Linked DNA regions of Homo sapiens: all the other regions are linked to region 4. The links are chromatin loops, found by intact Hi-C in ENCODE. Cell type or tissue: chondrocyte. All regions are shown on one strand. Each heading gives the region's core, and the rest is flanking DNA. Links, peaks and the distances in the headings are about the cores only.

Evidence for each region. Hi-C counts contacts between places; a loop is a spot of excess contacts. Peaks named below come from ENCODE experiments on the same cell type or tissue, not always from the same donor. Only the 100,000 strongest peaks of a DNase experiment are listed, where the experiment ranks them.
Region 1: it touches region 4 in a loop (5-fold over the local background); 61 of 110 quality-filtered maps call a loop at or near these places.
Region 2: it touches region 4 in a loop (2.1-fold over the local background); 40 of 110 quality-filtered maps call a loop at or near these places.
Region 3: a loop joins it to region 4, with 3.0 times the contacts of the local background. A loop is called at or near these places in 2 of 110 quality-filtered maps.
Region 5: a loop joins it to region 4, with 8 times the contacts of the local background. A loop is called at or near these places in 19 of 110 quality-filtered maps.
Region 6: a loop joins it to region 4, with 5 times the contacts of the local background. A loop is called at or near these places in 20 of 110 quality-filtered maps.
Region 7: it touches region 4 in a loop (2.5-fold over the local background); 4 of 110 quality-filtered maps call a loop at or near these places.

Annotation. Positions count from the first base shown.
Region 1 is chr1:87,952,058-87,956,593 of GRCh38, reverse strand. No RefSeq gene overlaps it. Among named protein-coding and RNA genes, the nearest start is that of LINC01773, 48 kb to the right of the region's middle. In chondrocyte, for the core only: CTCF peaks have their summits at 2,447 and 2,659 (motif pointing right); no DNase peak of the experiment used is centred there.
Region 2 is chr1:87,290,879-87,295,414 of GRCh38, reverse strand. No RefSeq gene overlaps it. Among named protein-coding and RNA genes, the nearest start is that of LMO4, 36 kb to the left of the region's middle. In chondrocyte, for the core only: CTCF peaks have their summits at 2,058 and 2,288 (motif pointing left); no DNase peak of the experiment used is centred there.
Region 3 is chr1:87,500,135-87,504,670 of GRCh38, reverse strand. LOC107985408 (a long non-coding RNA gene) reads right to left here and starts at 4,310. Exons shown (of 4, transcript XR_001737795.1): 1 at 4,211-4,310. In chondrocyte, for the core only: a CTCF peak has its summit at 2,711 (motif pointing right); no DNase peak of the experiment used is centred there.
Region 4 is chr1:87,129,679-87,134,214 of GRCh38, reverse strand. It overlaps LINC01140 (long intergenic non-protein coding RNA 1140), which reads right to left and starts at 4,450. Exons shown (of 3, transcript NR_026989.1): 1 at 4,221-4,450; 2 at 497-601. In chondrocyte, for the core only: a CTCF peak has its summit at 2,300 (motif pointing left); a DNase peak (open chromatin) is centred at 2,188.
Region 5 is chr1:88,059,625-88,064,160 of GRCh38, reverse strand. No RefSeq gene overlaps it. Among named protein-coding and RNA genes, the nearest start is that of LINC01773, 160 kb to the right of the region's middle. In chondrocyte, for the core only: CTCF peaks have their summits at 2,273 and 2,472 (motif pointing right); no DNase peak of the experiment used is centred there.
Region 6 is chr1:88,301,031-88,305,566 of GRCh38, reverse strand. No RefSeq gene overlaps it. Among named protein-coding and RNA genes, the nearest start is that of PKN2, 380 kb to the left of the region's middle. In chondrocyte, for the core only: CTCF peaks have their summits at 2,045 and 2,247; no DNase peak of the experiment used is centred there.
Region 7 is chr1:88,178,743-88,183,015 of GRCh38, reverse strand. No RefSeq gene overlaps it. Among named protein-coding and RNA genes, the nearest start is that of LINC01773, 270 kb to the right of the region's middle. RefSeq lists a silencer at 2,340-2,389. In chondrocyte, for the core only: CTCF peaks have their summits at 2,101 and 2,319 (motif pointing left); no DNase peak of the experiment used is centred there.

The sequences.
Region 1 (4,536 bases), core at 185-4,184, 820 kb before region 4:
ATAACTTAAATAGACTAGTATTAAGGAGTTCTCCTTTATAAAGTTTCTGGATTTCTAAAGTGCATTTCAATGTCCGTAAATTTCCAATTTTTTTCTAAGTAGTTTGCTTGGTGAAATACTAATTTATTGACAGATGTCAAATTTATCTCAAGTATGTCCTACTGATGTCAAAAAAATGACCAGCACTGCATTTGGCATATATTCAGAAATTCTTAACTCTTCCTAATTGATTAACGGTAATAACGGCCCCTGGAATGCCCCCACCGAGTCTGTAGCTAGCCTCACAGTGATTCACTATGGCGTCACTGGGAGAGATGAAGCCCAGGGCTGCAGTGGTGCCAGTTCATGCCTTTTCAGTGAGAAGGCATTCAGGTTACACAGAGTGTTAATCTGGCCACAAAATGGGAGACGGCTAAGTCTGCCTGGAATGTCTGGCTGCTGGTTGGCAGACGCAGCCCTTTTTTCACCTTGGATCTGCTGGGCTAAGGATGCTTTCATAGTAATTTTCCAATGTCTTCCTTGATCAGTGGACTGCAGCATTTTGTCATTTTGCAGATTTTGTTTTCTTCATGGGTTATTACTTCCACTGAACTGCACTTAACATCTATTAGCTTAGGTCTCCAGAAGATCAAAGTCCCTCTGTATCTGATTATTCTGCTCTTTGCAATTTGTGTCTCCCCCTCACCCTATCCCCTCCCCACCAATGCAGAAGGCTTGCACGTTTACAGATTTGGTTTCAGTGCTTTCCCCAAATCGTTTATAGACATAAAAGCATCATAAATGGGACATCGTGTCTCCGGAAAGAAAATAAGAGAGAAAAAGTGAAGACAGCAATAGTTATTCTTGTATTATTTCCATCTCAAAATGAATCTTTTAAAACTCATGTTTAAATATTTCCCTTTTTGAAATGAGATGGGTGAGGGAGTGAGGAAGAAGTACTAATGTCACAGAATTATGCTAATGTTATAGAAACAAAATTCCTGTTGAGATTTATTCTCTTTACTAAATCACTCTACCCCACTCCCACTTTTCCAAAGCCCTGTCCCATCTCCTTACATTTTAGTTTAAAATATTTGCATTGTCTTTTTTAGGAACCGGTCCACAAGGCCAACATTCCATTCATTTTATGGTTTATTGTTAAGGTAACCTTAATAAGTAGGTTCTGATGGAAGATTTTATTCCCTTTCTGAACTTTTAGTAAATGATAATCATTCTCTAAATTTGGTCTCACCGCTGTGATGTACCAAAGATCCTCTATCAAACGTCGACCCTGTCTCATCAATAGGCCAAAGCTGGCCCCATCAAGGCATTTGCACCGGCCCTAGAAAGAATATTTTTAGACGCTACATAAGAGGCCCAGTGTACATCTATCAGCAGACTTGAAGTGGGTGCTTGTAAGTTGAGACAGGTATTAGAAACTCAAACTATGTTTGGCAGCTAAAAAAAAAAAAAAAAAAAAATTAAGGAAATTGGAATCTGAAGAGAAATAAAGACCCAGAGCCTTTTTTGCAAGGATATTTCCTCATCAGAAATACTCAACACTATTCTCTATGGTGAATAAAGAAGCCAAAGCAAGAAAGGAGAGAGAGAGAAAGAGAGAGAGAGAGAGAACGTGTGAGCTACAGCAGGACTTCCCAAACCTGAATCTGTGTGCAGATCACTTAGGGACCTTGTTGAAATGAAGACTATGATCCAGCAGGTCTGGAGTGGGATCTGAGAGTCTAAAATTAAATTGCTCACCAGTGATTCAGATGCTGCTGGGCCCAAGACCACATTTCAGTAAAGAGTTAGTGTTTCCTTGTGTCCCTCCACAAATCTGACACTGCAAAAGGTCACTTCACTCCACCTGGCACACCTCAACCCCTTGTGAAACACTGGTCTCTGAAGAAGGATGATGAGGAGCCCTAGAGCAATGGCCCTTTAACTTTGCTACATATTATGATTCCTTGGGAGATTTGAAAACTCTCCATACCCAGGCCACACCCCATATATCAATTAAATCAGAATCCTTCGGAATGGGACCCAGGAATGAGTATTTTTAAAAGATTCTCCATGTGATTCCAGTGTACAACCATGTTTGAGGACCAATAGCTTAAATAAAAATAGCACAAGGAGAAAAAAAACAGCCAACATGTGTTGGCTTCTTCTATACAAATACATGGCTTTGTGAGAAATATATACATTTTTTTTCTTTAAATCATTATACTAAATCCCATTTACAGACCAGGAAAACGAGGCAGAGTTTACGTAACTTGCCCCCAGTAAGAGCTGACAGAGCTGAGATATTCTAGGATAAGACATATGATGGAGGAGTGGAGAGCCTGCTGGTTAGTTACATTTGTGTGTGAATTCAAAATTTTCTTCTGTTTGTATATTTGATTTTAGCCAACAGTTTGGTAATACCATTTAAAAATGTCAATCCTCCTTTTTTGTACTCCCCCACCCTCAAAAACCTAACACTGCCTTCCTAAATCATTCATTGCCTTTTCTCACATTTGCCATCTCTTCTCCTGGGCATGCTTAGGGTCCTAGGCTCTAGAGCTAAGGTGAGTTGTCTTCAGTTGCTGGCTCCTGGAGCTGACTTGACTCCACCCAAGTCGGTTATACTTTGTCTCACTTCAGTTCCTTTGGCCTCTCTTGCCCCTAACTGGGCAGCAGGGGGAGCTATGACTACCAAAAAAGAGCCTGTGAACTGCCCCTAAATATGATTTTCATGTCCTTCCCTAAAGGAAGTTTATCCTCACAACTCTTCACCTCAAAGCTAACGCCTACTGCCTCAAACCCCAGAGAATGGGTAAATAGCCCATCTAGGCATGCAGATAGCAGCGAAATCAGAAATCAGCAAGCTCTCATGGGGCCCAAAGATGCAGAGACAACTGAGAGGGGCCACGGCCACTCAGTAGTCAGTGTGATCAAGGTATAGTTCAGCAAAAAGACATAAATAGTAAATTGCATCTTCCTGAAGGGTGTTTCTCATTCAAGAAGGACCGAACAACTATGATAAAATGTGTAAAATACAACCATGAGCTCCCCTTTTTAACTCTGGCCAATGACTTGAATAAAAATTTTTATATCAGTCCTCAGTTTTCCCAACTTTAAGTGGGTATATGTCAGGCCAATAAATATTCATTTAACTTAGGTTGTAACTGTATTAGAGGACATACGGTTTGGTTATGAGTCAGGAATCCCCCAAACAACGTTATCATGTTTGAGGAAAATTGGAAAAATCCTAGAAAGAGAACATTCTTTTAAAATTCACAACAGGGCAGGATGCCAGTTTGCCACTAACCATAAATCCAGAGAGGCTGTTTCCCAAGCCTGAGACAATTTTCAAAATTGCTGCAGCTCAAACCCTCAGACCATGATGTTTTCTGAGGAGATCAAGGTATGTTACTACAACCACATGAAGACGTTTAAGTAGGACTGAAAGTTAAATGTACCAACTCATTTCATAAGAAATCTGGCCAGGAGCAGTGGCTCATGCCTGTAATCCCAGCACTTTGAGAGGCTGAGACGGGAGGATCACCTGAGGTCAGGAGTTTGAGACCAGCCTGGCCAACCTGGTGAAACCCCGTCTCTACTAAAAATACAGAAAGTTAGCTGGGCGTGGTGGCAGACACCTGTAATCCCAGCTACTTGGGAGGCTAAGGCAGAAGAAGTGGTTGAACCTGGGAGACGGAGGTTGCAGTGAGCTGAGATGCTGAGATTGCGCCATTGCACACCAGCCTGGGCAATAAGAGCGAAACTCCGTCTCAAAAAAAAAAAAAAAAAAAAAAAAAAAAAAGAAGAAGAAGAAGAAAAAGAAACCCTCACTCTCTCCCAACCACTCTGAATCATGCACACAGTTCATCCTCCCTCCTCAACTCTGATCTGAGAAGTCACCAGGGGCAGGGTGACGAGTATTCGATGCTATTTTTTATCCGCAATTAGAATCTCTTTAGATTTTCTGCTCTACCCTTGCTTCTGGGGCTTCATCTCTAGGAGGAACTGAAGGATAAAACCCAGAACTATTCACCTTAAACAGATTTTGACAACCATGATGCTATGGGCTTCTAAAGTGTTGCCATGAGTTGATGAATCTCTTGGATAGTTGATATGTGAACTTTGTGAGGGGGCATCCTGGTGTCTCTCTGATGGATTTTCAGAGTATGAGATATATAGGTTTGAGTCACTAGAGCAAGTGCTAGCAGTGTGATGTGGAAATATATTCAGAGCTTATTAACCTTAATTTTACTTACTCTATTGTTCACAAATATGTCCTAATAGTGTGTGAGTTTGCTTCTCTTCTCCTGGTTGCACTCAATCTAATAGAAGAACTGGGCTATTGCAATGGAAGCAGACAGATTAGTAGTGGCACAGATGCATGCAAAAATACACAGACAAGGCTTCGCTCTGTAGTTGGAGCCTCCCTGGTGATTCTCCTGTGTCCTTGAAATTGAGTTGCCAGTTCGCTTACACCAGCTAAGAAGTCTGCTTCTCCTCAATGAGCTCTGCCGGAGTGCCCCTGCCTTACTCTCCTGTGTGAGAGTTACATGC
Region 2 (4,536 bases), core at 370-4,369, 160 kb before region 4:
GAGGAAGGGGGGATAGAGAAGGGGAGACCCCAAAACCCTCAGCACCCTTTGCCTTGTCCTGAATCACAGAGGCATTTCCTTCGCTGAATAAGGGATGCCTTTTTGAGTTAGAAGACAAAGACAATAAGAATTGTAAAATTCAACAAGTTATCCAGTAGTTTTGGTCTTTGGCATAAAAGTTGAGCTTTCACTTAATGTTGTGCCTGACATTTCTCTTCAAAGGAAAGTAAATTGGAAGTTTGTTTCAAAGTTATTTCCAGAAAGAAAAACAAAGCAGAGGGTTAACTGATTTGAAAGCTTTAGTGGTAAGACACCTACGAATTGAATTTCTAATTGTTTTAGTTGTAAATCACATTTAGAAACATATTTATGTGTGTGTGTACATTATGTATATACACACACACACATTTTTATATATCTGTATATCTGGTTTGATGTCACAGAGATTGAAGTTCTTTGTTCATACTAATGCCAGTATGTGAACAAGAAGGGAAATCTCTCACTGTAATTGCCCGGAGGTCAGGGTCACGAAACCCCCGTGAGACCTTGTGGCATCCCCCTTGATTTCAGCCCTGGGAACAGCCGTCTCTGGTGGTAGGGGGGTAAATAACTCTCCATTTGTTTGACAAGACTTCCAGCTGGGGTGTCATCAAGTGTCACTTGCTGGGGCATTGCTGTCTCTCTGCACCCCCACCCCCACCACAGTCCCTGCCTGGTCCCCAGAGGAAGGGACTGAAACCAGCCAGGCTCACAGTGGCCCTTCATTCGCTCATTCATTCATTCCTGTCCTCAGAGAGGGGGTCCTGCCTGCCGGCTCCTGCTTCCGTGTCCAGTTGTCCTCAGAAAGGTGTCTAGGTGTGTCCTCCTCTTCAGCTCTGGGTCCTGGACGGTGAGGAGCAGAATGTCCGGTTCGTCTTGGGAAGATATTATTCCTCTGCGTTGCCAGCAGCATGCATTCTAACAATTAAAATTTCTGTTTTAAGATAAACAGATTTTTTTTTTTACCTTTAGGGCATTCTGCAAGTGATTACGTGACACTGATTACATGAACGGTTTCCAATCATGGCCCCAGTTTTGGAGTCTGCCACCGGGAGTTAATGAAATCAGATTAATTTGTAAGTCTGGAGTCTCAGAGAGCTAAAACTTATGAGCAGAAAAAAAGAATTGGGAGCTGACTGTGGTTTCCCGCAGTAGTGTCCTTGCTAAATAAATGCTAGCCTCGTCCATTTTTCTTCATGAAGAGTAGGGAAGTGTTTTCAATAAGAGGGTGGGAAGCCAGTCATTGTCATTAGAGCCATCCGTGAGTGCTGAATGCTTTAAAATTCAGGCATAAATACCACACAGGTATCTCTTGCAGAGTTGACACAGAGTGTCCTGTCCACCCTCCCCACCTCACACGCCCACCCCCACTCATAAATGTGCGCCCCTTCTGGCCTTGAACATTTGTTGGGGTTTGGATAGGAATCCGGCTACTCTTTCCCATTGCCATAATTATGTTGGTCAAGGCCTGTGTTCTTGACAAAGAAAACATTCCTCTAACTCAACCTGAGTAATCCTTAATGAGTCCTTGTATCTTGTGATAAATTTCATAATTATTCAGCCCCTACCACTAACACCGAAATTCATCAGTCAAAGCAAATTAGCCGAGATTCATTAGAATAAGACATCTAGTAGGCACATGTACTTTATTAGCCTCTTACACCAATAGTTTTAATTAGGTACATATTTCACAGCTCTCGAGCTACTCCAGTGAAGGGCTGCCTTTATCTCTTTTATTTACAGTAACAAGCTATCAAACACACACCACCATAATTAAACTTGGATATAAAAAACTTGTTTTATTAATGGCAGCCTATTCTGGCCTTGGATTTCTGAAACCTGCACTAGGCAGATATTTTTATTAATTAAATAAATATTATTCAATTAAACTGAAAAGATGGGGTGACGTGAGAGGGGCGAAGAGCTCGGTTTAAAAGTGAGATTCTCTTTTTTCTTCCTTGCTGATGGTTTCCTCTGTCTCACCTTCAGCAGGGGAACAAACATCTCTTCATCAGATATTTTAGTGATGAGAAAAGTGATTAAAATCCAGAACATTTTTAAATTATTAATAAGGAATTTAAATGATGTTATAAAAAAGGAAATACAAGAGAAAATGTTACACATTCATAGAATTTTGGCTCATGCATAATAAACAGTAGAAAACACTTTACTTATAATACTATCCAAATTAAAGAGGCAAGAAGCCCCCTGCTTTAGCCGTGGGTAGTAGCGTCAATAAATGACAAATGGCGCCATCTGCTGGTACTCCGATTAAACACTTAATTCAGAGCACAATTGTCAGAGCAATCAGTTCTTGGGTTGTCAAAACAAAAAAGTGATAAAACTCTGTGCCTCCTGATATTTTCATATGGTTAGACAAGGTATAACTCTGTAAGAAAGACAAAGTTAGACCTTAACATCCAGAGGCTTCAGGCAAGACACTGCAGGGAGATCTCTAGCCTTCCTGGTCTCTTGAGCTCTCTTTGAGCTCTCCTTGAGGTATATGCAGAAGGATCACAGCCAGGTCCTTAAAAGACAACATGCGTGCAAAAAAAAAATAATAATAATAATAAATTTTAAAAACCCTGCAAATCACACACTCATTTGAGGGGCTGCCCTTGAGCCCTGAATTCCTGGGTTGCCGTACCACAGAGCACACAGGACTCTAGGAAGCTACCTTGTGCTGTTTCTCGCAGATTCTGTGACACCATAACCGCCATTCCCTAGTCCTTCTCTGGAATGGCTTTTCTTCACTTCCCCTCCCACCTTTCTCTTAGTTGTTTGTGTCTCTGGTGCATGAATAAGAGATTCCTCACTCTTTAGACCTCTCGGGGGCTGGTGTGAAACCAATGAAATAACATTATTTTAATATAAATGATCATATTGATTGACTGAACCCATTTACACAACTCATTGAACAAAAATATATGTGCAATAACTTTAAATAACATCTTTTAAAATTCAAATCCTCAAAAAGAAAAAAACTTTATCCATTATCCCACCTTCTTCAAAGAGTCTCTTTAAGCCTGACCAACGAAGTCAGTCCTTCTGAGGCCACCAGCGCTCACAAATTGAAAATCTGCACTTTCAGACACCACAGTCACTGGGACCTTTCTTCCTGGCCACATTTTGGCATAAAATATGAAATTAGATCATTTTTAAGATTCCTTTATTGTTGTTATAATATTTTTCATAAGTAACAGATGACAGAAAAAATAATTTACATTTTTATAGGATATTATTTGGAGGTTATTGGAATAAAAATATTAACAAAATCTGAGTAAACTTGTATTGCTTCTGCCCTTTCTGTGAGGTAGGACTGAGCTAGGCTTTTCCAATGGGACCTCCATGAGCACACAAGGAGGGGTAACTCCAGCTATAGGCTGCATGATATGTGGATGATAATGTGGGTTACTCACATTGTGTGTGTGTGTGTGTGTGTGTGTGTGTGTGTGTGTGTGTGTATGAATTACTCCAAGTCCCAAGTCCACCTGTTCAGGCTTATATCTCCTATGAAAATAGAAAACAGCATAGGAAAAACTTCCTGCTAGGGAGAATCTCCTACCCTTGAAATCCTCCTTATTGTGGGCAAATAGTCCCTTTCAGTTCCACAGTTTTCCTGCCAGGGTACTGCCTTCCTGAATGGCCCTCTGCCTTGAATAGGGGTCCATACCTACAGGCCACTGGTGGCCCACTGTTTGGCAGCACAGGCTCCATCCCCAGCCCTCAGGTCTCTGCTTTTCTCAGCCCACCCTTTCAGAGTCACAGATCATTCACCGACCCCGGGACTCCAATCCTCAATCAGCAAGATTCCTATACCCATTTTCTGTCTCCCCTATGCCTCCTTGCTGCTTACTGACCCCTCATGCCGCCCTTAATTTTAACTTTTATAGGAGCAAGAGGCTGACTTAAGATCTAGCCCCTGCCCAGACACTTCAAGGTGGCCCTCCCTCTTCTCAAACTCAAAAGAATGAACAGAAATGTGGTCACTGGACATCCCTGATATGAAAGGAATGGAAAAGAAAGAGGCTGGGATGCATTGAATGCCTGTGGTGTGTCAGGCTCTGGATTAGAGCTTTATTAATGACTCAGTGAAGCCTCACAACAATCTTACATAAATGGGATACCATCTGCATTTTATAGATTTGGAGACTGAGACTCAGAGAGGTGGAGAGACTTGCCAAACATCTCCCAAGCACTACAGGGCAGAGGTGGAGTCTGACTTCATGGCACTGCACTACCTCCCCAAGGCAAGGTTGAGCAAAAACTGCTTCTCACCTGGCACCTGCTTAGAGACCTCTGAGGTGCCCTGTCCAGCCTCACTTGAATGGCCTCACCATTGCTTTTGACAGGGTTGAACACTGCCTCCTTGTAACATTCCGTGCCTCCTTCCTAACTCTCTGCCTCTTCCTTCTTTATCTCTTGGGTGGACTCCTCTTTCATCAAAAAACAGTTTCGTTGAACACCGATGTCGTAGAGTTCCCTTCTGTCCCTGCT
Region 3 (4,536 bases), core at 333-4,332, 370 kb before region 4:
AATAAGCAAATAAATGGCCTATTCTCCCACCCCTTCAAGTCTTCACTCAAATATTCCTTTTTCAATGACACTATATGACCACCCTATTTAAAATTTCAACCACCATGCTGCATTCATTGCTTTTCATCTTGCTAAGATAGTTAATATGTGTTAATTTGACTGAACCACAAGGTGCCCAGATACTTGGTCAAACATTATGCTGGGTGTGTGTGAGCATGGTTTTGGATGAGATTAACATTTGAATCAGTACACTGAATAAAGCTTATTTCTTTCCCCAGTAGATGATCCTCAATCAATCACTTAAAGGCCTGAATAGAACCAAAAGTCTGACCTGCCCATGAGTAACAGAGAGCTCCTTCTGCCTGATTGCTTCAGCTGAGATATCGGCCTTTCCCTGCCTTTGGAATTGAACTGCAACACTGGCTCTTCTTGGGCCTCAAGACTGCCAGCTTTTGAACTGTAACCACACTATCATCTCTCCTGGTTCTCAGGCCTTTGGACTCAAATCAGAAGCATACCAGGGGCTCTCCTACATCTCCAACTTGCTAACTGTGATCTTGAGACTTCTTAGCCTCCATAATCACATGAGTCAATTGTTGGTTCTGCTTCTCTGGAGAACCCTAATCCATCACTCTACATCTTTGTTCCATTATACATATTGCTTCCCAGCATATTAAATAATTTATCGATTATATTTTTGGTTTATTATTTATTTCTCCTACTGGAATGTAAGTTTCACAGAGCTCTTGTTCATTGCTAGATCTCAAGCCTGGCATCTAGTAGGTATTCAGCAAATAGCTGTTGAAAGATGAAAAAATAAATCTAATCTGCCAAGTGGAGGTAGGTACTGCGAAGAAGAATAAAACCAAATAAAGGAACTTGAGGGGAACAACAGCACTTCTTTTTATAGAAGGTAGTTAGGTCCTGGTGGGACAATGGACATTACTACTGGGATATAATGTTTATCTTCCAAACTAGGCTATCTTTCTTAATCCTGAGATCCTTGCAGATTCACATGGAGTTATAAGAAATAATACAGAGAAATCTCATGTATCCTCTACCCAGTTTCCTTGAATAGTACCATCTTGCAAAACAATAGTACAATATCATAATCAAGATATACCTATTGATACAATGTACAAATCTTATTTGGATTTTCCAAACTTAACTTGTACTCATTTGTGTGTGTGTTTGGTTTTATGCAATTTTTCTCATGTTTAGGTTCAGGTATCCACCACCACAGTGGAGATATTAAACAGTTCCTTCACTACAAGGATCTCTCATGTTGCCTTTTAAAACCACATCCACCTCTGCACCCTTTACCCTTACCCTTTTCCAATCTTGGGCAACCACTAATCTGTCCTCCATTTCTATACTTTTTGCAAACTAGGATACTTTTGAAAGCAATTGGAATACTATTAATAATTATGGCAGGACAACTGGTTAATTAGCACTGTCCCTGATGAAACACATGTGGCCATCTCTTTATTATAGAACAATCATGATATGGTTTGACTCTGTGTCCCCACCCAAATCTCATCTTGAATTGTAATCCCTATGTGTCAGGGGAGGGGTCTAGTGGGAGGTGATTGAATGTTGGGGGCGGACTCCCTCCTTGCTGTTCTCGTGATAGTGAGTGCATATTTTTTTATATACAAGGCACACCAATGAGTACTTTTTAATTAATCACAAGATATGGTTGTTTGGAAGTGTGTGGCACTTCCCCATTCACTCTCTCTCTTTCTCTCCTGCCGCCATGTAAGAAGTGCCTTGCTTCCCCTTCTGCCATGATTGTAAGTTTCCTGAGGCCTCCCCAGCCATGCGGAACTGTGAGTCAATTAAATCCCTTTTCTTTATAAATTACCCAGTCTCAGGTAGTTCCTTATAGCAGTGTAAAAATGGATTAATACAAATCATAACAACTACATCTAACAGTCATGGAATGGGTTCAGCATGCCAGGCACTGCACTGATCTTTGTCCACATTATTACTTTTAAAACTCAGAAAAAAGCATGAGGCCAATACTGTTATCGTTCACATTTTACAGAGGAAGAAACAGAGGCAGCGAGGCATGAAAACACCTGTCTAGGGTTACAGGGTATACAGCTTTCAGAGCCAGGAATCATAACCAGGTCTGTCTTGTTCTAAAGCTCGCCTTTTGTAACTCCTGCACATTAAACAAATAATTACAACTAATTTATTAAATAATTACAAGTGAGCAAAGTGTTTTGAAGGAGAAGTACAAAGGGCTACTGAAGCATAAAATGGGAATTGGAAAAATACCTACCTCGCCCAGAATTATTGTAAGAATTAAAAAGTACTCATTGGTGCACTTTGTATATCAAAAAGAACCTTTAAAAATGTTCTGCATTGTCAACATTTATACCAGGAGAGATAGTCTTATATGGACCTTCATCACCTTGAATTTCCAAAATGTTAAGTGCCATCTCCTTAACAGTGCAATAGCTTTCTGTATATACTTTGGAATACTGACATAGAATAATGAAATTTAAATTTTTAAAAATCTACAGTTTCTGACAGCAACCCAAAGGAAGTATTCACCCTGACATCATAAACTGTATAGTAGAGTTAGCCCTACAGAAGAAATTGTCTATGATTTCCCCCAGAAGTGAGGATCCATCACTGAGGGAAGGAGTCTTACAGACTCAGAATCAAGTGGGATGTCCTGGAAGAAAAGCAAACGAACAAAAGGCCCACTAGGTGGAGTGAAATGGATCAGGAGCAATTATGTTCAATTTTACCTTAAGTTTTCTCAAAAGGAGGAGCATTAAGAATCAGCCACTTTAGTACATACTTAAAGTTCAATATTACATTTAAGAAAATCCTTGTTATCTTAACGTGGCACTGAGAAAATACTATCAAGTACAGCACTTGGACTAAGTTAGAACATTAAATACATAAGATCTCATGATAGAATTATCCTCAGACTTTCCAGTTCTAATCTTCTAGTTTTACTGAGATCTGATCCTGTGCCCACTGATGAAATATCAGAGGAATGGGATCCTGTAGGTGAAGATCATCAGCTTATAAAATCCTGTTGCCATCAATGGGGGTGGCAGGGAAAGGATGAAGATTGGTTAAGGGGCCAGTGGACTCAGCATTGAAATGAATCATGGACTTGAAGCCAAGAGACTCAGTTTGTGTCCCAGCTCTCTCAAGCAAAGCCCCCAAGTCCCAGTTTCCTCATCTATAAAAAAGAATAAAAATACTTAATGGACAAAGTTGTGTGGGAATCAAATGGGATAAAGTCTTATATAAATAAAGTCTTATATAAATAAAGGCATTCTTTTCATCTGAGAAACTGAAGAAAAAGATGCCGTGAACAAGAAAGACAGGAGAAAAGTTTTTTTTTTAATGAAGGATAAAATGATGAAATCCCCCCAGGTATTCCTACAGAAAGGCCTTACCAAGAGCTGTAGGCATATGTCTGGTCCTAAGGTCCATTTTGGAGTAGCCCAGCACTCAGCCTGGAAAAATGGACACTGAGAAATATGTGCATCCCATTTTTCTAACTAGCAGCATTTTGATCCTGTCTTATTATCCATACCCAGGCTAGCACACATGATTTTTTCTGCTTGCACTTCAGGAGAAGGTAGGCAGTGGACAAAAGGTGGGTCATTCTCATGTTGACCAGGTTTCTGTTCCAGTATCACCCTCCCAGATAGGCCTTTATTCACTCTAAATAGATTACACTGTCTTAAATAGCTACCTTTCCTGCACACAGTCTCTTACTATGCCATTTGCTGTCAAAGCTCTTCTCACTCCCTGATATGATTTTGCATGTTGATTTGCTTGTTCATTGCATGTTCCCTCACTACAATATAAATGCCTTGCCAGTTTTGATCACTACCATATCCGTAAGGCCTAAGAATGTTCAGTACATACTAGGTGCTCAGTAAGTACCTTTTTTTTATAAGTGAATGAATGAATTCTATTCTTGTCCTATTCCATTGACATTTTCCTGTCTTAGCTGCCTTGGACAGCTCTGAAAGTTCTTCTGCTATTTTGCACACTATTGTCTTTCTCTGTCATTTGAATCTTTTCCTTACTTAGTTTGGGTTCCTCCAATAGTAGAGCTTGAGACAAGGGTTTGGATACCTGTAGTCTATTTGGAAGGTGATCCCAGGATTGGAGAGAATAGGGAGAGTAAGAAGAGAAACAAAGAAGACCCAACAAAAAAGTGCCTTACCTGGGTTGCTGATGTGGGCAGCAGGCACTCAGTTCCATCTGGATTTCCTGAGAGATATGCAGAATACCTCCCAAAATACAGAGGATGGAACATTAATTCACACAAACTGAAAAGTTTGAAAAAAAAAATTAGTCCTTGCCCTTGAGAAAACTTTACTCTGAGTAAAAATGAAAACAAGAAATGCTTGTGATGTATTCATTGTATCAAAGGGAATTAAATTTTATTGAGTGCCAAACATGGGCCAGGCCCTGTACCTGGCAACTTATATATATCATCTTATTTCGTTATGGCAACAGGACCTGCCATATATCAGGCTGCTACCATTT
Region 4 (4,536 bases), core at 168-4,167:
CACTGTCACAGACAGTCCTTACGGCTGCAGTGGAGTTCACAGTCCGAGCTGGAAGAAGGGTCTGCTTGCCCTCAAAGGATCCCAGCAGGAATCTCTGTCCATAGAAGAGTGAGGTGACCAATCCCAGGGGCTGGTGAGGTCTCTAGAGCTCCTTACCATCTGTGGGTGACACTGGACCAGGATTGGGAACAGGGTGCAAGCGTGGCCAGAGTTTCTCCTTTTGGTGTCCCAGTTCCTCGTCTACAGTGACCTGCCAACCCCGTGATATTAATGAGATAAACATGTTGGGAGGGTTTTTCAGAGGTGTTAATTGGGGGTAATGTTTAACTCATAAAATGAGGATAGTCATTCTCTAAACCAGGAATTTAGATAGGACTTCCCTTATCAATACCTCCTGCTGCTTTTTAGCTGCTGCTTTTTAGCAGCAGGAGGTATTGATAGGTAAAGGAGTATCTGGTTTGGTTTTTAGTCAAAGGGATGGTTTAGCCATACTCACAATGAGAATCTTTACAAACTGGACTGACTTTCACCAAAAGCGATGAGATGGACTTGCTGCCACATATAGGTCCATGCCGATGAGATGGTGTAGCAGTATCTGGTGCTGGAAAGGAAGGGGCCTGTGTAAGAGTCCCATCGTACCAACAAGGAAACTGACCTGCCCCAGTGTTACACCGTTTATCCCCAGCGGCACAGCCACATCCTGAATCCTTCTTCAAGAGTCCTGGGAGAAGAAAATAAGCCCCGTTACCCTCTCCTCCTTTCTGTCTTGGAGAGAAGAGGCCTATAAAACACTAATAGTGCAGGGGAAGTTTTTTCTAATTCCAAACAAGGTGGGAAAAGCAGGAACCTTTTGATTTCTGTAAGATCAATTTGGTGAAGGGCTAGCACGGAAGTTTAGACTGGACCATGATAACAGTTACCCTTTACTGAGCCTTTTCACTTGCCAGGAGGACACTGTAGATGCATAATAGTTCATAATCCTCACCACAACTCTGTGAGCTAGGAAGTTGTATTCCCACTTGACAGAACAGGAAACTGAGGCTCAAAAAGTTAACCAACTTACCCATAGTGCTAGAGCTCACAAACAGCAAAGGCAGGATTCAGACACCTCAAGGCAGTGAACAGGCGGCCCCTGGTTCTGGTCCTCCCTCTCCCGTTCTCCTCTACCCAGGCTTGATGCTGGGTCCATCCTCCCTTTGGCCTCACCATTAAAGCTAATGCTGACATTTCCATCAGCTTCCCAGTCTCACACTCCCAGGAGTAGCAACATGTATCAAGCCCTGGCGCAGACATAGTCCTTACAAAAGGCAACTTCTGGGGAAGAAAAAGAAACTCCTTGTTCTCCGCTCACTTTCAGAACTGATGCCCTGGCAGACATGAAGCGTGCTTTCGGCACGAAGGAGGAAGAAGAGGAACGCGCAGGGCTTGATTCCCGGTTCTCCAGAATTCGGAAGTGGAAGAAGCCTGGGAGTGACAAGGGACCCCAGATCCGGCCTAAACCAGCGCCCTGGGGTCAAGCCCCTGCGTAGTCCTGGACAAAGGAGCCGCGACCTGGAGGGGGGACCGGGAGAAGGGAACGGAGACCCCAGTGGAGCCAAGGAGCCTGGATGGGCAAAGGAAATGGGCGACGGGTAAATGGAGATGCAGCCGGGGATGGGAGAGGACGACCATCGACTGGGAAGCGGAAACCCCCTTGCGGTTTGAGGGCCCTGAGGAGGGGAAGCGCCCCGCACCCGCCCCCCAGCCCGCCTCCAGGGGTGAAGGACGGCAGGGCCTCCCGAGGCCGCCGCGCCGGGACAGCCTGACCGAGCAGCACCGAGACGAGGCCGGCGCCCACCGCCCCTGCCCGGCCCCCGTCCGCTCCTCGGGCTAGCACTAGGCCCCACCGTGCAAGCGCACTGTGCATCGCGCCTGCAGCCTTTCGAAAATAGAAAAATAGGGAGTATATGTAGTACCCCACACCCTTGTAATGATGCCGCTCCAAGCAAATGAGTCCTTAATAACAACAGGGTGCTGGGGGCAGCGACCGATGGGGAGCAAACAGCCTGGCCCTGTGGTGTAGAACTCGCGGCAATGGAGACTCCCGACACTCCATGTGGCACAAGTCCCAGGTCCCGGCGGGCCAGCATCCGGCCTTCCCCGGCGAGGAGCCGGGCTTCTGACGGGAGGGCAGGGTGGCGAGAGGGCGCCAGCAGGACGCCTGACCTTGCGTGAAAAACCAGAGAATTCCACAGCACCGTGGCGAGTGCTCCCCGGCTGCGACCGCGCCTCGGGCCGCGAGGATGTTCCTATGGCGCCACCTAGTGTCGGAGGTGCAGACAACGCTCTGGCGAGGGCTGCAAGGACGGCCTGCGACCAGCCCTGGAACCTCAGACTTAGGCTGGGACCTTGGGATGGGTCATCCCAGGGGCTCCAGCTGTGGACGAGTGATGCCCTTCCAACAGGCAAAAAGCCCCCCAGACGTCTCTCTCTTCCTGCTGCAACCAAAGCTAAAAAGAAAATTTGCCAGAATGAATGGAATAACTGACGGTCCCCTTCAATGAGACGTCCATGAGGTGATGTCTGGTTTTTCCTAAATACAATGGCCAGTCGATTATTAGTTCATCCAGAAAAAATATAGATGCTGTCATCGTATAAACATGAGTCTCCACATAGAACTGAGCCTCAGACCCGCTGGAGGTGCTCTGTCTGGGAAACACTGAACTAGAATTTTGGGTGGAACGAAGTAGAAGCTTTACTTTTTATTTAACAGTAGCCTGAAGACCTCCTGCAGAATAATGGAAAGGATAAAGACCTGGGAGCCAGGATACTAAGGTTCTGGCATTAGCTCTGCCCCCCAGTTGTCTGTTTGACCTCGACCAGAGGGAAACAGTTTTACTACCTCTCACAATACTGTGCAGTCTGGATTGGTATCTCCATGTAATCAATAAGGAAATAGGGGCTCCAGGAGTTTACCCAAGGCCGGGCAGCAGATCAGTGGCCAGACCAAGCTTCAGCTGCACGTCTGCCCGACTCTGAAGAGCACGTTGCCTTCACAAGCCATCAAATCCCTTCGTGCTTTGGCCTCTTCATCTACCGCTTGAAGGGTCTGTACCAAGTGGTCATGGTTCCTTCCAGATACAGCAAACCGTGATTCTAAGGTTTCACTGATCCCTTAAAATCCAGTTTTAGTGCTCACAAACCCCATGGTGATAACAAAAGAGCCTTTAAAAAGGATTTATCCACCTATAAAAACCATTAGATTTTATTTGGGGCTGTGGGCAAAGAACACCAAAGCAAACGTGTTGGAACATCAAACCTCCTTTAAAATTTAGGGCAGCAGGGACAGAGGAGAAAATCTGCACAGGGCAAGGAGGGACAACTTACAGATTCCATGGCTGGAACCAGACTGCGGGACACTATTTATCTGCCATTGGCTTCCTGGGGGATAATTGCCTCCTGACAATTGTTTAGACTTGATAAATACATGAAATGGGACCGCCAACAGTTTATCTGGCTACCAGTTCAGATCCGGACAGAACCAGATGAAGAAGTCAGGCATATTTGCAATAACCTCAAAGATAAAACCTTCCTATCAGAGGCAGCTTATCTCCTCCTCTGGGTCATGCTGCCTAGTAACTGCCACCTCCAAAAGAAGGAAGGGGAGAGCACTTCTAGCAGGGGGTTCACAGTGGGCCTTGCTTGCCTTGAACTCCCCTTCCTGCCCACACGACAGGCCACCTGTCTGGCAGCAAGGGAGTGGTACTGTGCCCTGATCTGGAAGGCTTAGGAAAGATGTTGGCAAGGAAAGTGGAAGTAATGAGCAACTAGATCCCAAAGCCAAGGTCACCTAACTCTGAGATGAATGCGTTCCTTGTGGGCTCTTCCTCTGTTTCACATGGACAAGCTAAAGGAACTTCAGGCCTCCCCAGCAAAGATAACACCATGAATCGCAGCTCACAGGAGCTGGGACCCTGCTGGGCTACATACTCACCCCATGACCAAAGGCAAGTGGGACCTCTGGGCCTCAGTTTCCTCACCTCTCAGGGGTTTGAGCTAAATAATCCCTAAGATCCTACTGAGCCATTTTATGGACTGGAATCAAACCAGCCAGACCTCTTTATGGTTTAAAAGAGGCCAGAGGTTTCATCGAAGAACCATCTCCCTCCCTTACATTTTTCCTCAGCCCGCTTGCTTTTCTCTTCTCCCTCCCCGACACCTCTCATTTGCCGGCCACAAACCTCCATCCTCCAACTCCTTTCCAACGTCAGTAGCTGGCTCCACCAGGCTGGCTAAGGAGCGAGGAGACCATCACCTCAGAAAGCAGCCCCGCTGGGAGGTCCACGGAGCAGTTCGCCGAGCTGTGCACAGGCCCTTTATTTTCCATCTGTCAAGAAAGGAAGCTGCCTGTTGCTTATTTCCTCCTCCCACTCTTCTCCCTTCCCGCCAGCAGACTCTTCCACTTTCAAAATATTCTGATGGGGGATCACAGGAGTTTTCCTCAAACAAGATCACTTGGGGTCAACTACTGAGCAACTCCCAGCCTCAGCCCCACCC
Region 5 (4,536 bases), core at 268-4,267, 930 kb before region 4:
GTGATTTTTAAGAAAAATGCAAAAAAATCCTAAAATTGAAGAACATAACTTCAAAATATAAAGGCCCTCAATGTGCCTACAACAAGGATTGGAAAAATGATTACAACAAAGTGAATTATGATGAAATTTTAGAACACCAGAGATAAAGATGTGGCATTGGACTTCTATATTGCAATATTGCAAGCTAGAAAGGAGAAAAACAATAATTTTAAGTTTGAAGGGGAAAAAGATTTCTAAATTCACCTTTTCCCTAGAAGCGACTAGAGGATATGTTCCAACAAAACAGGGTTGTTAAAAAACAAATCTAACATTGGAGACAGGATAAAGTAATTCCCAGGATGACTCAACGGCAAATATAGGAAGCAATTACTATGTAGCAGGCTTAGAAGTTGCCAGTACAGATTGAAACCAGAAAATGTAGAATTCTGGGAGTTTTGATGAGAGCACAGATATATTACTTATTAGGTTTAACTGGATGGGAAGTTGTATTAAGGGGCACACTTTGGAATATGAGTGAATAATTAGAGATAAAAAGAAGCCAAGCAAAGGAAAAACAATTATTAATTTTAGAAAATAAGCAGTTGTACAAGAAAACAAAGTAGTGTCAACTATTTGGCTTATGAAGGAAATATATGTGTATAGTAACAACAATAGCATTATACATGTGGATTTAATTCCAAATTGATAAAGCTCTATTGCAAGGATTGAGGGAAGAGAGAAAGAGGTTGTGTGCATCTGTGTGGTGTGTGTGTGTGTGTGTGTGTGTGTGTGTGAGATAAAAGCTAAGCTCTTTATCTACCATTATAAGAGATCAATATATACTATTTAAAACTAATAAATCACAATATAATTGGTCAGGAGTAGACATAATAAAAATTATTGAAAAAGTGGCTGCTCTTGGATAGTAGGTAAGCTGGAGACCAGAGGAACTAGTAGTTCTTTTAAAAAAAAAAAATGCAGTGTTTTTATCGTGGTTAATTTCTTAAACTATGTACTCATGTTGCTTTGCTTTTTAAAAAGTTTGTAAAAATTTCCCATCAATGTCACTTGACCACCCCTGAGGCTATCAATTTTGCAATGCCTCCTCTTTCTGTCTCCAAATTTTCCCTTCAATTATCTGGAATTGGACTAATTCAGTATTAGGTACACTAACTGTTCCTAGAAAGCTAAGAATTTATTCCCACAGTGGTGCTTTTTTTCCATTCTGAGCACAGCAAACATGTTATGTAACTTGGAGTTTCAACAAACACCTGGAAATCAGGCTGTATGTATCGCTCAGATGAGACCAGACATGAGGAGATTGGTAGTGACAAGTGTTGTCACTTCTGTCTCTGACAGCAGGCAAGTGGCAAGCTGTATATACAAGGTCTGATACTATGCTCTCAAAATGAAAAAAAAAAAAATACAAGTGAAAAGTAACATTTCAGTAAGAGCTACCTGAGAAAATAATGGCAAATTACACGATTTAGCTATGCTCTTAGCTTTCATAAAGACCCAAAAACTACGAACTGAGCAGTAGAGCCCTAATTAAGTCTCCTCTTGATCTTCTGTGTTGCACACCCAATTCTCAGGCTGCATTTTATAAAAGCATCATATCATCCTCTAATTCAACTGTTCTTTTTCCTGCCTGGCTGTTGTTTTTTTAATTCCCTATTTTTTTCCTTTGAGTAAAAGGAGGTTAATGTGAGTCATTAAGAATTAAAAAACAATTACACAATGAAAGAATATTTCAGATGAATTTTAATTAGAGCCTAATTTAATGGGACTTGAACCCAGCACACTGGAAATATATAGCAGTAACTTTAGCCATTAAATTGCATGGCCTTTGATTAAACTCAGTGGGAATTTAGAGAGATTATTTTGGCTGCTTGAAGGCACCATGTTTTTTCCATTAATGCCAGAGAAATATATTGAGGGACTAAAATATTACTAATAAAAATAAATGTGAAAGTTGTAAATTTCAAACAATGTAAGACTCATAATTGATACCTGGATTTCCAAATGTGTATGTGACATTTCATTAAGCTTAAAGCTGAAGACACACTGCATTATATCTGATCTCTTTAAAAAAGGAACCTAAATATTTCTACAATTTGTCATCCTTTGGAATCTAACAATAATAAGTCAGAGAATGAGAAAGGGTCTGTTCTAAGCCAAGAGAAAGCCCCCATGCAAGCACTCTGGCCTGATGCTCACATGTGAGGCATTACCATGACCTCCCAGCATTCCCAGTTGTTCCACAACCTTCCAATGGGTTGTTTTTCATCCATAAAATGGGAACAGTGAAATAGGCCATTTGGATGGGAGACCATGGGGTAGATTAATTAAAATTAACACCTTTATCAAACATTTTCAGGAATAGTAATGCATGCTGAGAGTTGGAATTCACAAAGGGATCTGAACTCATTATCTTGGAAATAAGTGATTCCATGTGGAACCACTAGGCTGTATGGCCTTCAGAAATGCCCCTGTGTTTTCATCAGAGCTCAGTCAGCCACTGGAGGGAGCCAGTATGACTCTCAAGGCATAGTAGAATATGATGAACTGGTAGAGAAAGATAATTTTAAGATGGCATGTAAGAATGACAGAATTTGAACAAAATCCCTTTTATTTATTTATGCCAAAATCTGTGTGAATGTAAAATGCCATCTTGATCATGCTTTATTTATGGTGTGTGTTTTTCTTTTGAAAAACAGGAAGGAAGGAAGGAAGAAAGGAAGGAAGAAAGGGAGGGAGGGAGGGAGGGAGGGAGGAAGGGAGTGAGGGAGGGAGGGAGGGGAGGAGAGGGGAGGGGAGGAGAGGGGAGTGTTGGCTGGAAGCTCTTCTCAGCCTGAGCCTGGTTCCCAGTGGCAAGTGCATGAGGAAAGCTCAGAGGGTGGAGCAAACCTCAGCACTCTCCTGACCTGCTGTGGCACGTTCCCTGACTTGGCTTGCCTGTTCTAATCTGGACAAGTTTTAAAAGGCTTGTCATTTGGTGCAGCTAGAAATCATGCCTGTGCATCTCCCATGAAGAGAGGGATGTGCAATATGTAAAATTCCTAAAGACAATTTTATTTATAGCTGTTGCAAACAATGTTTATACAAAGTTTATTAAATATGTCACCCACATTGATTTATTCCAACCAATCTCTTCAATCACTAATATTTATGTGATGGGTTCAGTTGCAACAATTATTTTATATGCTGTAGAGTGTGTTATAACTAGGGATTCACCCTGGCAATTATATCAAAGATAAAAAGCTTCCTGAAGACCTCAGGGCAGGCCAGGAAGTATATTATTGGACACAAGGTAGTTTAAACTGAATGCCACAGCACTAAATTTAGAGTGAGAAATGTGGAGCATCTTATGCTTAAATATTAAAGCTAGTTTCGTGTCCTTTCTGCCGTACCCTTGCTGCTGGGAAGGTGGTAAGCTCTTCTGCACATTCCCTTTCCCACATTCAAATCGTGGGACTGGAAATGCTTTTCTTGTCATCTCCTTGAATTTCAGTCTGCTCTTGCTCCTCAACAGCATTTGTCTAGTACCCAAAGTGGGCAGAAGAGCCTACTTGGCATTTACAAACACCTACAAAGGAAAGTAGACACATGTTAGTTGCCCGCAAGGAATTGGCTTCTGATGTAAGTGACTGAAGCACTGTTAACAAAGAAACCAGAGTTTTGTAAAGAGCCTGAGGTAACCATTGAAACTATAAGATGACAAACTCAACAGAAAAAAACAAAGTTACTTAAAACCACAATTGAATGCAACTTCTGTTTCCTAGGAAAGACTAAATAGCTCTTTGTTTGGCAAAATTGTCTTGACAGACCCACTTTGGTTTAGAGAGTAAGGCCTCAGGGTATGGTATGAAAGTAGAACTAAAACAAAGAGGTAGCAAAACCATACTATAAAAGAAGTTATAGTACTTTGGGGCTGAAGTTCACTGTGGAAAGGAGAGGGAAAGAGGTTGGTATCTAGGAAGAGAAAGAGGGGTGAACAAGGAGGAGGAGAAGGTGATGGCCAACAAGGCTTTGTGTTAGTAAGGCTGGAACATGACCTTTAAGCACAGGTATGTGTAATATTCAGTTGAAATGCTTTGTTCTCTTGTAATATACGTTTCTCATCTTTTCCTCCAATCAATGTTTTGGGAAGTAGGAAGTCTGAACTTAATTGAACAGTTTCAGAAAATCACATTATAATAATCAGGAAACTGAGATACTTTGGTCAAATCAGGAATGCCCGGTCAGAGACTGGAAGGAATCTTCATTGAGAGATGAGGGCTCACCTTAAAATAATTTAAATCTCAGGGCACAGGAATGAACCCTTTTGACCTAAGCATAGTGCAACACTTTCCCAGAAGATGAATAGGCTCTTCTAGTATTTCAACAGCAACTCTGCTTCTATTCTTTTTTTCCTTATTATTATTTTTGTTTTATCTAAAAAACATTTATTTTTCTGCCAAGAGAGGTTTCTTCCCCCACAAACTAAATCTTCCTCGTTAGATGACATTGAATTAGAATTTTAGGCTGCTTCATTTTATTTCCCTTTCTAGTGATTAG
Region 6 (4,536 bases), core at 255-4,254, 1.2 Mb before region 4:
ACTTTGTTAAATAACTTAGAAAGCAAAATTTGCTTACTGCCTGTAAAGAACTTTGATGAATTGAAGATGCGTTTAGGAAAATAAAGTAAGTGGGGAAGCATTCATATTAGTAAACAAAGGAAGAAAAGAAGACAAAACCAATAGAATAGAATAAATGATTGATTTGCTTTAGGTAAGAATGACAGAAAAATATGAGTTAGCATGGACTATAGATTGAACAGATTCAACAATGTAAATATAAAAGCAAGGATGATATTGAAATATCTAAATAAAAGTATAGCATATAAGAACAGTAGTGGTTCATCTTCCTAGGATGTCAGATTCCCAATTGAATAGTGTATCTTTTAAAGTTCTTTGGTTTTTATCAACAGAAATAGACCCTGGATATTATTAAGGATTATTTCACTCATAAGTAATAGAAAATTCTATCAAAATGCCTTAAACAACAAAGGAAATCTACTGCCTCATATAACTAAAACTTTCAGGCTTCGGGCTAATTACAGTATCTCCAAGGATGTGGTTTCTTTCCTTCCCCTGTAGTTTTCACAATGTTGGCCTCATCCTAAGACTGGTTTCTCTTGTGATAATAAGGCAGATGCTGACACAACTAGGGCTTCATGTCCATGTCTAATTATTTTAAAATAATTCCCATTGAAGATAGAAGTAACCTCTTTCCTAGAATCCCCGACAAACATGCTCTATATTTGATGGGCCTAAATTCAGTTATATGTCCACTTCCAAACCATTTGCTGTGGCCAAGGGAAGAGGGCATGATAATTAGCTTGAGCCAATCAAGATCTGCTCCTAGAGACAGACATGAAGTCAATTCCACACCAATTGCATGACTAGATGTCTAGAGCCTTGTTAGGAAGAAAGCAAGGGAGGGAGGTGGTTTGTATGTGGGAGAGACAATCAGCTAATGTCTATCACATTAACTTAAAGCAGGAAATGAATGTCTTGGGAGGCCTAGAGGGTAGCTGTGCCTGATGTTTCAGTTTCCTGAAGAAAAGGCTGGAGAATTCATCACAGAAATAGGACATGAACTAGGTCAGCTACTGGGGTCTAGGGGTTGAGGTAACAGGAACCATTTGACAGGCATTTCAGATTATACTGCCAGAATGCCCTAACCTCATTGCTTTCCCATTCTTGTTTTACTCTGCACAGGAGTCAAAGTCACAGTGGAGAGAGTTGGCCAAATTTGGTTCAGGTGCTCACAATTCAACTAGGAGAGCTCGTAGAACATAGACTGATGGTCCCACTGAACTGTTCATAATGGAGAAGAGATACTTGCTCCCAAAGACATTGGGGGTAGTTTTCTAAATAAAGGTTAAAAGGGTCTGGTTTTCCAAACATAAATGTTCACTACAAGTATTATTAGATTCCAAATATAAAAGGGTATAAGGAACTCAGAATGGCTAGATTAAATAAAAAGGATAATTACCAACAAATAGTTTTGACTGAAAATATGTCTGTTCATCAGCTTTTTACTGAGTGTCTAATATATGCAATGTGCTATGTGGATGCTACAATGAATTGTAGAGGTAGGAGGAAAGGAACTTAACCCATTTAAAGAGCATGCAATCTGACACCTTATTTTTAAGGTGAGGAGAGGAGAGCTAGACAGAACAGGACAGTAGTGAGTATTACCAAAGATGGACTAGACCCCTAAACTGCATTATTCTAACCCATCTAGGGTCTTTCTGTTATGCTTTACGTACTCGCTTAGTTGCAAAAATGGTCATAAACCAAACAAACTTCAGAGAAAGGCAGAGAAAGGACCCTAGTACTATCCCATGTTGGAGGCAAGGCTAAGAAGTAATGGGAATGTCTTCCTCCTTATCATCAAAATGGGCAGCATCAAAACCCATTATTAAGACCCTAACCATCCAGTCACTTCAAAACAAGAGCCATCAACTAAAGGGACTAGAGAACTCACTTCAGCCAAAGGTCTGTCAGTAGAGAGGTGGTGGCCAGTGAAGGTAGTGCTTGGCACTTTTTTCCTGAGAACTAAGAAAATTAAAAATAAACTACTGTCTGCTCCAAATAACTTCCATACAGCTATGCAGCAGTACAGAAAAGGGTGAGAAGTGTTGGATCAGGGGCAGGTTCTCTAACTTCTAAAGGTGCCTTCTGCTGCTAAGATTCTGCAGCTTCAGGCTCTTTATTGTATTTTAGTTCAATAAGATTTTTTTTATTTTTTTTAAATCTGTTTGCTACTGTAGTACATTTAAACATCAGCAGATGGGGCCCTTGGTTCCTGTGAAGAATGCCAGGGCTTGAATTTTGTTCTCGTCTGTGCTCTGCGTGAATTTTTCTTGTTGCTTTTACAGCATGTTAAATTTGTACTCTTTATAGTTCACAAACCTTTATTTAATCAAGAAAAATAAAACTCACTAATGGCAAGAGAACCTTTTTTTCCTCTTCTACTGTTCTATAGAGATAAGTTAGATCTGTTTACAAATAGAAAAATGAGACTAACATAATACTCAGACAACATGATTCTGAAACAGCAACAGAAGTCAATGTTGTAATTAATCTGTTGTCCTTAACTCACGAAGCTATGTGGAAGGCTTTTGTTGCATGGACCACAGGTGACAGTTTGGTTGCATCCAAGGTTACTCTGATTCTGCATTATTTTCTCTCCTCTCTCCTGAATTTCGTTTTATGAAGACATTGTGTCAATTGGCTGGTTTTTAGCACTTGCCAATGATTATTATTTTTTTAAGTGATGTTTGTCGATAGTCCATAAAGGGAACAACTGGTCATCTGGTCCTTGCACCTGTTCAAGTGGGTAAGTTTCAGCTTCTTAAAGGTGAGATTCTTTCCCACCAGAAATGTAACAGTCCTTTGAGGAAGGAGTGTAGTTTACTGGGCAGGAGAGATGACAGCATTTGGTCCTCATGCAGTCCTCTCTTGATTTTCTCCCTGATTTTTAACGTGACCTTGCTCTTAAGGATTAATCACTGTTTTTCTTGTGCCTCCAAAATGGGATGACCCAGAATTTTATTTGGTGGAAAGTACTGTGAGGTAACCAGAACAAAATGGTTCCTATGTGCAAAGCTTGATTATATAGATACTTATTTCAATGTGCATGCTGCATCTGTGATTAGTATGATTTAATTGATAGTTTGAAAGAATCTTCCTTAGTTTAATATTTGTTGTAAATAAATGCTTATGCTTGGACAGGTCTTAATAGTGGACTTAAAATACAACAAGAAGAAGACTAAAGGTTTATTGGTGATGGAAGAGATAAAATTGGGCCTCTTTTTTTTGTCATTATTCTGAGTTTAAACAAATAGATCTGTTGTCCAACATCATTGTGCCCTCTTAAGAACTGACATTTCAGTTTGAAAGATGTCCTATGTATTTTAAGGTATATTGCAGATCATACTCATTTCCAAATTTAGGTCTTAAATAGCTAATAAATCTTTAAGAATGAAGCATCTTCATTGATAACATTCTGTGTGTGTGTGTGTGTGTGTGTGTGTGTGTGTGTGTATATATATAATTATATATATATAATTTTTTTTTTTTGAGACAGAGTCTCACTCTGTTGCCAGGCTGGAGTGCAGTGGCATGATCTTGGCTCACTGCAACCTTCGACTTCTGGGTTCAAGCAATTCTCCTGCCTCAGCCTCCCAAGTAGCTGGGACCACAGGTATGCACCACCACACTCAGCTAATTTTTGTATTTTTAGTAGAGATGGGGTTTCACCATGTTGGCCAGGATGGTCTCATTCTCTTGACCTCATGATTCACCTGCCTCGGCCTCCCAAATTACAGGTGTGAGCCACCACACCCAGCCTATACTTTTATAAATGTGTTACCTAATGTGGCAAATTGAGATGCAATTTGCAGATTTAGGATTTGCAGAGTTTACACTGATGAAACTAATGTATTACTTCTGGGTAGAAATGATGTTTGCCTGTGGTTAGCCTGAAGCAAATTTTAGGGAGGAATTGTTCATTTCTTTCCCCCTTTTGTGCTGACAAGCTAAGTGATATATACGGAAATTGTGTGCACTACTTGTGCCTTAGTCTGAGGAACTGCTTATGGGCAAATTTCATTAGTACTTGATTAGTACTTGTGCTAATTAAGCCAGGCACAATTTTGCCTCTGGTATGATGAGTTAAGGCTGGACTGAAAATGTGGCCCTAAATGCATATGTTGGAAGCCTGTAACACCCATATAATCCCGTAGAAAATTCTCACTTGACTCTCCCATCAAGGGTCTAAAAAAGTGGAACAGAGTACTCCATTTCCAGTGCAATTTGAGTTCACTCAGATATGTGATGTGCTAATGTTTAGATTAAGCAGATGGCAAGAAAGGCAGTTGTTAGCTGAGGATTGTTTTTCTCTTTCTGCATATTATTTTCAAACAGTTTAAGAGGTAGGTTACTCTACCTCCTCCCTTTGCTTCTCCCTGAATTAAGAAACATTTAGAAATCCATGGTTCTATTGTTATCATCCTATGCGCCCACGTGCACCCATTTTCTTTGGGTTGTGGTATAAGAATGGTCTCACTGTTTGGTGAGAAA
Region 7 (4,273 bases), core at 1-4,000, 1.0 Mb before region 4:
TTTGTGAATTAATAGATTGTCTATCTGAGGTTGTGGGTTAATCCATGATTAAACTGATCAGGGCTTGAAAATACTGGATAAAAGGCACTGTTATGTTGCAATAGTCAAAACAAAGAAGTAAGATGAGGACTATTCTGCAGAAAATTCAGGCTAATGTCTTTCTATATGTCTACAGAGCAAAGCCAAAAAGCTAATACAAACCCAAACAGACCAACCTGTTGTCATCATGGATGAAAAAAAGGGGCATCAGTTCAGTGTTTAAGACTGGACTGGAAAGCAGAAGAGGCAGTTCTAGTTCCAGTTTTAGTGCCTCCCTTTTTATAGGGGCCTTCCTCAAAGGGTCACAGGCCAGCAGGAAAGCAAGTCATTTTTGGGTTTTGTGCCTTCTGTTTGTCTGTTATCTGTGAAATAAGGATGAAAACACCCTTTGTCATTCTGCTTCTCATTGGGCATTTGGATAGATGGATGAGACAATGAGTGTGAATCAGCTTTGAGTTCTTCAGTGGAGAGGTGTTCTAGAAATCCAAACTTACATGTATTGTTTCAGAATCTCAGCTATCTGCCATGATGTGGATGGCTGTCAGCAAGCCACAGCACCTTCCCACACACCGAAACTGAGCATCCTCTAACCTGCCCGAAAGGCAACATTTAGCATCATTGTGGAGACCCACTTTAGGTATTGACACCTTGAAGTAAGATCCACTTAAGTGCAAGGTTAAAAATGGCTCTTTTTTCACGTATCCTAAGTCTTCCACTTGTACAAATGAAAATAAGGAGATTTATGAAATGGCAATGCAAATCTTCATGCTAATCAACAGAGTTTAGAAAAAAATCAGCCAGGAGCCCTGAACATGCCAGTGGCAAGTGTACTGTTTCAGCCTGCAAGAGATAAAGTACACTGGTGCATATCGGTTAGTCTAATTTATTCAGTCTTTGCCATATCACAACCTTGTGTTTGATTTTCTTATAAACTAATAATTTCTTGAATGAATTAATACTGCTACAGCCACTAGTACCTCTACCTTGTAGAAGTTTTTTATTGTTGTGTATGCAACTAAATTGAAATATCTTTCACTTGAAATATTGACTTTAATATCTCATTTGAAAAATTCATGAAGCCTTTGATGTTAAATCCATACTCAATTTAGCCAAATGCCATTAGAATATGCAATACGCCTGAATACAGAAAGCATTATTGTCTGTGTTTCTGCAGAAGAATTACATTTTATGACTGTAACGTCAGGATCTTTTTTGGATTTGTGCATGAGGAAAAGAAAGGGAAAGGCAGCACATTAGATGCAAAATGAAAAGTGGTATTGATTAGGCTCTCATTTACCCACTCTCTGCTTCATTCCCTAAATGCATGGAAATAAGGGTTGTGCCACTGCAACTAACAATGCTCTATAATGAATGGAACAATCTTTAGAAAATTAGTGTGAGCATGTATGATAGTGCACAGATGTTGCTCGGAGTAACTGTCATACATTTCTTTTACATCTCCATTTACATAAGTCTCTTTATTTCCTAATAGTATCATAATAGAAACATGACAATAGTTAATGATTTCATAAAACATGTAATGTAAAGACTGTCAGAAAGGTAGAACGTTAATTGAAACCTATAGCTATACTGCATTAGAATTACATTTCCTAAATGAGTCATGTTAAAAATATCCCTCTTGTACCATGAAAGACAAAGACAGGTATTTTAAAACAACAACAACAACAAAAACAAAAACAGAACTCACGCTTTCAGCAGATTAAAAATTTTCCCCCCAGTAAAACACAGACCAACGAACATTGCGAAACCCACTGCATGCTAATAGAATGTTTTTTGCCTTTAGTAATTTATGGGCACTTTCCCCCATCTATCGATCACATTTTAAAAAGTAAACTTCATTAACATTTTAGAGTATAATGGCTCCAGAAAATGTTTGATTTTTATCACTACTAAAACATCATCGTGGTGTGTGCTTTCGTGTTAGCTGGTGCAGGAAAGGTATACTTCTTTTTGAGTGAAAGGGCCTTCGTCACCATCCATGTTTATTCAGGTATCTCATGGTGCCCTGAAGGAAAGAGCTCAAGGGTCATGCTATGGACAGGCCACGCTGTTTTTAAGAGTACAAGAAATACATTTATGAAACGAGGGAGGAAAAAGAATGGAGCAGAGAAAAGACAGGAAATGGCAAGTTCCTTACTCGATGAGATAACTGACTAGCCAGAAGACTAAAGATCCTTTTGAGAGTCTTTGATGCAGTCCTTGAGCTCCAGGATGTTAGGCCCTGGGCTGCTGCCTGCTCTGTAGCACCATCTGCTGGTCAATCTGCAGTCTCTGTCAGCCTGGGTGGGGAAGTGAACTGCTCCGCTCAAGACAAAGGTCGCTACTGACTTCAGTGTTAACAATTTACTCCACATTGGTGGGGGGAGGAACTATAGTTATGTTACACAAGGCTAGTAGGAATGGGACTGGATATACAGAATTTAACAAAGTGGTTACTCAAAACATCTTTTTAAAGGAAAGAAAGCAAAGCCTTTTTTTTTTTTCATGGAGAGGAAAGTATAAGAATCCCATGGATTTTTAGAACAAGACTAAACCATCTGTGCAAGAAAATTTATTCTCACCTTGATCCTTCAACATCTTGTGTATCTCCCATTCTATTAAATTAAGGCATTACTGAAATATGTTTAAAATTGAGCGCCATCCATCATAGAGATTGAGTTAGAATATCTACATAATATTTACACATCTCAACAGGAAAAGTAATTTTTCTTTTCAGTAGTTATCATTTTTGAAAACCCGGGTTGACTTGTAAGCCACCGTCTGTCTCATCCCTTACAAAGCATTTCCTCAGCTGATGCATTTCACTGATTTGATCTCACTGATATGGTAATAAAATCATTGGTCACTCAGACACAGAGCTGGTAGCCATGTGTTGAATCACCTGCTGTTAATTCAGATAGAGGTATACAGATGGGACTCAGGGACCCAAATGTGTTAATCTGAGAAATCCCTCGGCAATATCCCATGGATTACAATATTGCTGAAATATCCGGTATATAACTGCAAGTTAAATACTTCTAGAATTAATTATTAAAAGTGTATTTACCAAGGTTTAGCAACTATTTAATACGTGTTGCTTCCCAATGGGAGATTAGCCTATCTAAGGGCTGTGGAATCCTGGGGCCTTTGGAATTTATTTAATAAATGATAAGCAGCTGATTAAAAATAAATTAAATGCTAGTTAAAAGTATTTAGGGAGCTCGTTTAAAGTGTTTCGTTAGTAAGGAGTTTCCCCATCCCCTCTTTATTGTTTTAGAATTATTGACCTTATATATTGGGGTAGAAAACAAGATGGCTACCAGAGAAGAACTGTGTGAATAACCACATTTCTTAACTACATTTTTTCTTTTCTGACAGTTTTGTTTTTTAAGGTGATTTGGACTTTTTTTCTTTTTCTGAGACAGAGTCTCACTCTGTCACCCAGGCTGGGGTGTAGTGGTGCCATCACGGCTCACTGCAGCCTGGACCTCATGGGCTCAGCAATCCTCCCATCTCAGCCTCCTGAGTGGCTGGGATTACAGGCATGTACCACTATGCCCGGCTAATTTTTTTTTTTTTTAAATTTTTAGTAGAGATGGGATTTTGGCATGTTGGCCAGGCTGGTCTCAAACTCCAGGCCTCAAGTTATCCATCCGCCTCGACCTCCTAAAGTGTTGAGGTTACAGGTGTGAACCACTGCGCCGGTCCCTTAATAATTTTTTTTTTTAACCTCATGAAAATAGGTATCTTAATGCAACAGAAACTTGGAAAAAATTTTGGATAATAGGTTTCCCAGTTACAGGCTGTTGTAGGATTCACCTATACTTTTTCTGTTTTTATCTTGAAATACGTATGTAAGTATCCCTGCCTATTTTCCAATTTTTTTTTTTTTTTTAGAGCTAGAGTTCCCATAGTTAGTACAGGGAAAAAACCTCATTCTCTCTTATATAGTCATTTATAGAAAAAAATGTAAATCATAATTTATGACAAAATGATTTGAATTGTTCTTTCAGAGGTATTGAGTGCTTATTATTGTTATTTGCTAGCCATTATACTAGGCTCATTCACATACTTTCTTTTTGAATTCAGTTTTTAAGGAATTGTCACACTTACAACTTTATATGCATAGTATACACAATGCCAGTCTGCTTAAGCTTGAATCAGAAGAGTTCAAGAGCTCAGACGAACACTAATCTTTCCTTGTATGGAGTTTTCGGAGAAAACAGAATTATTT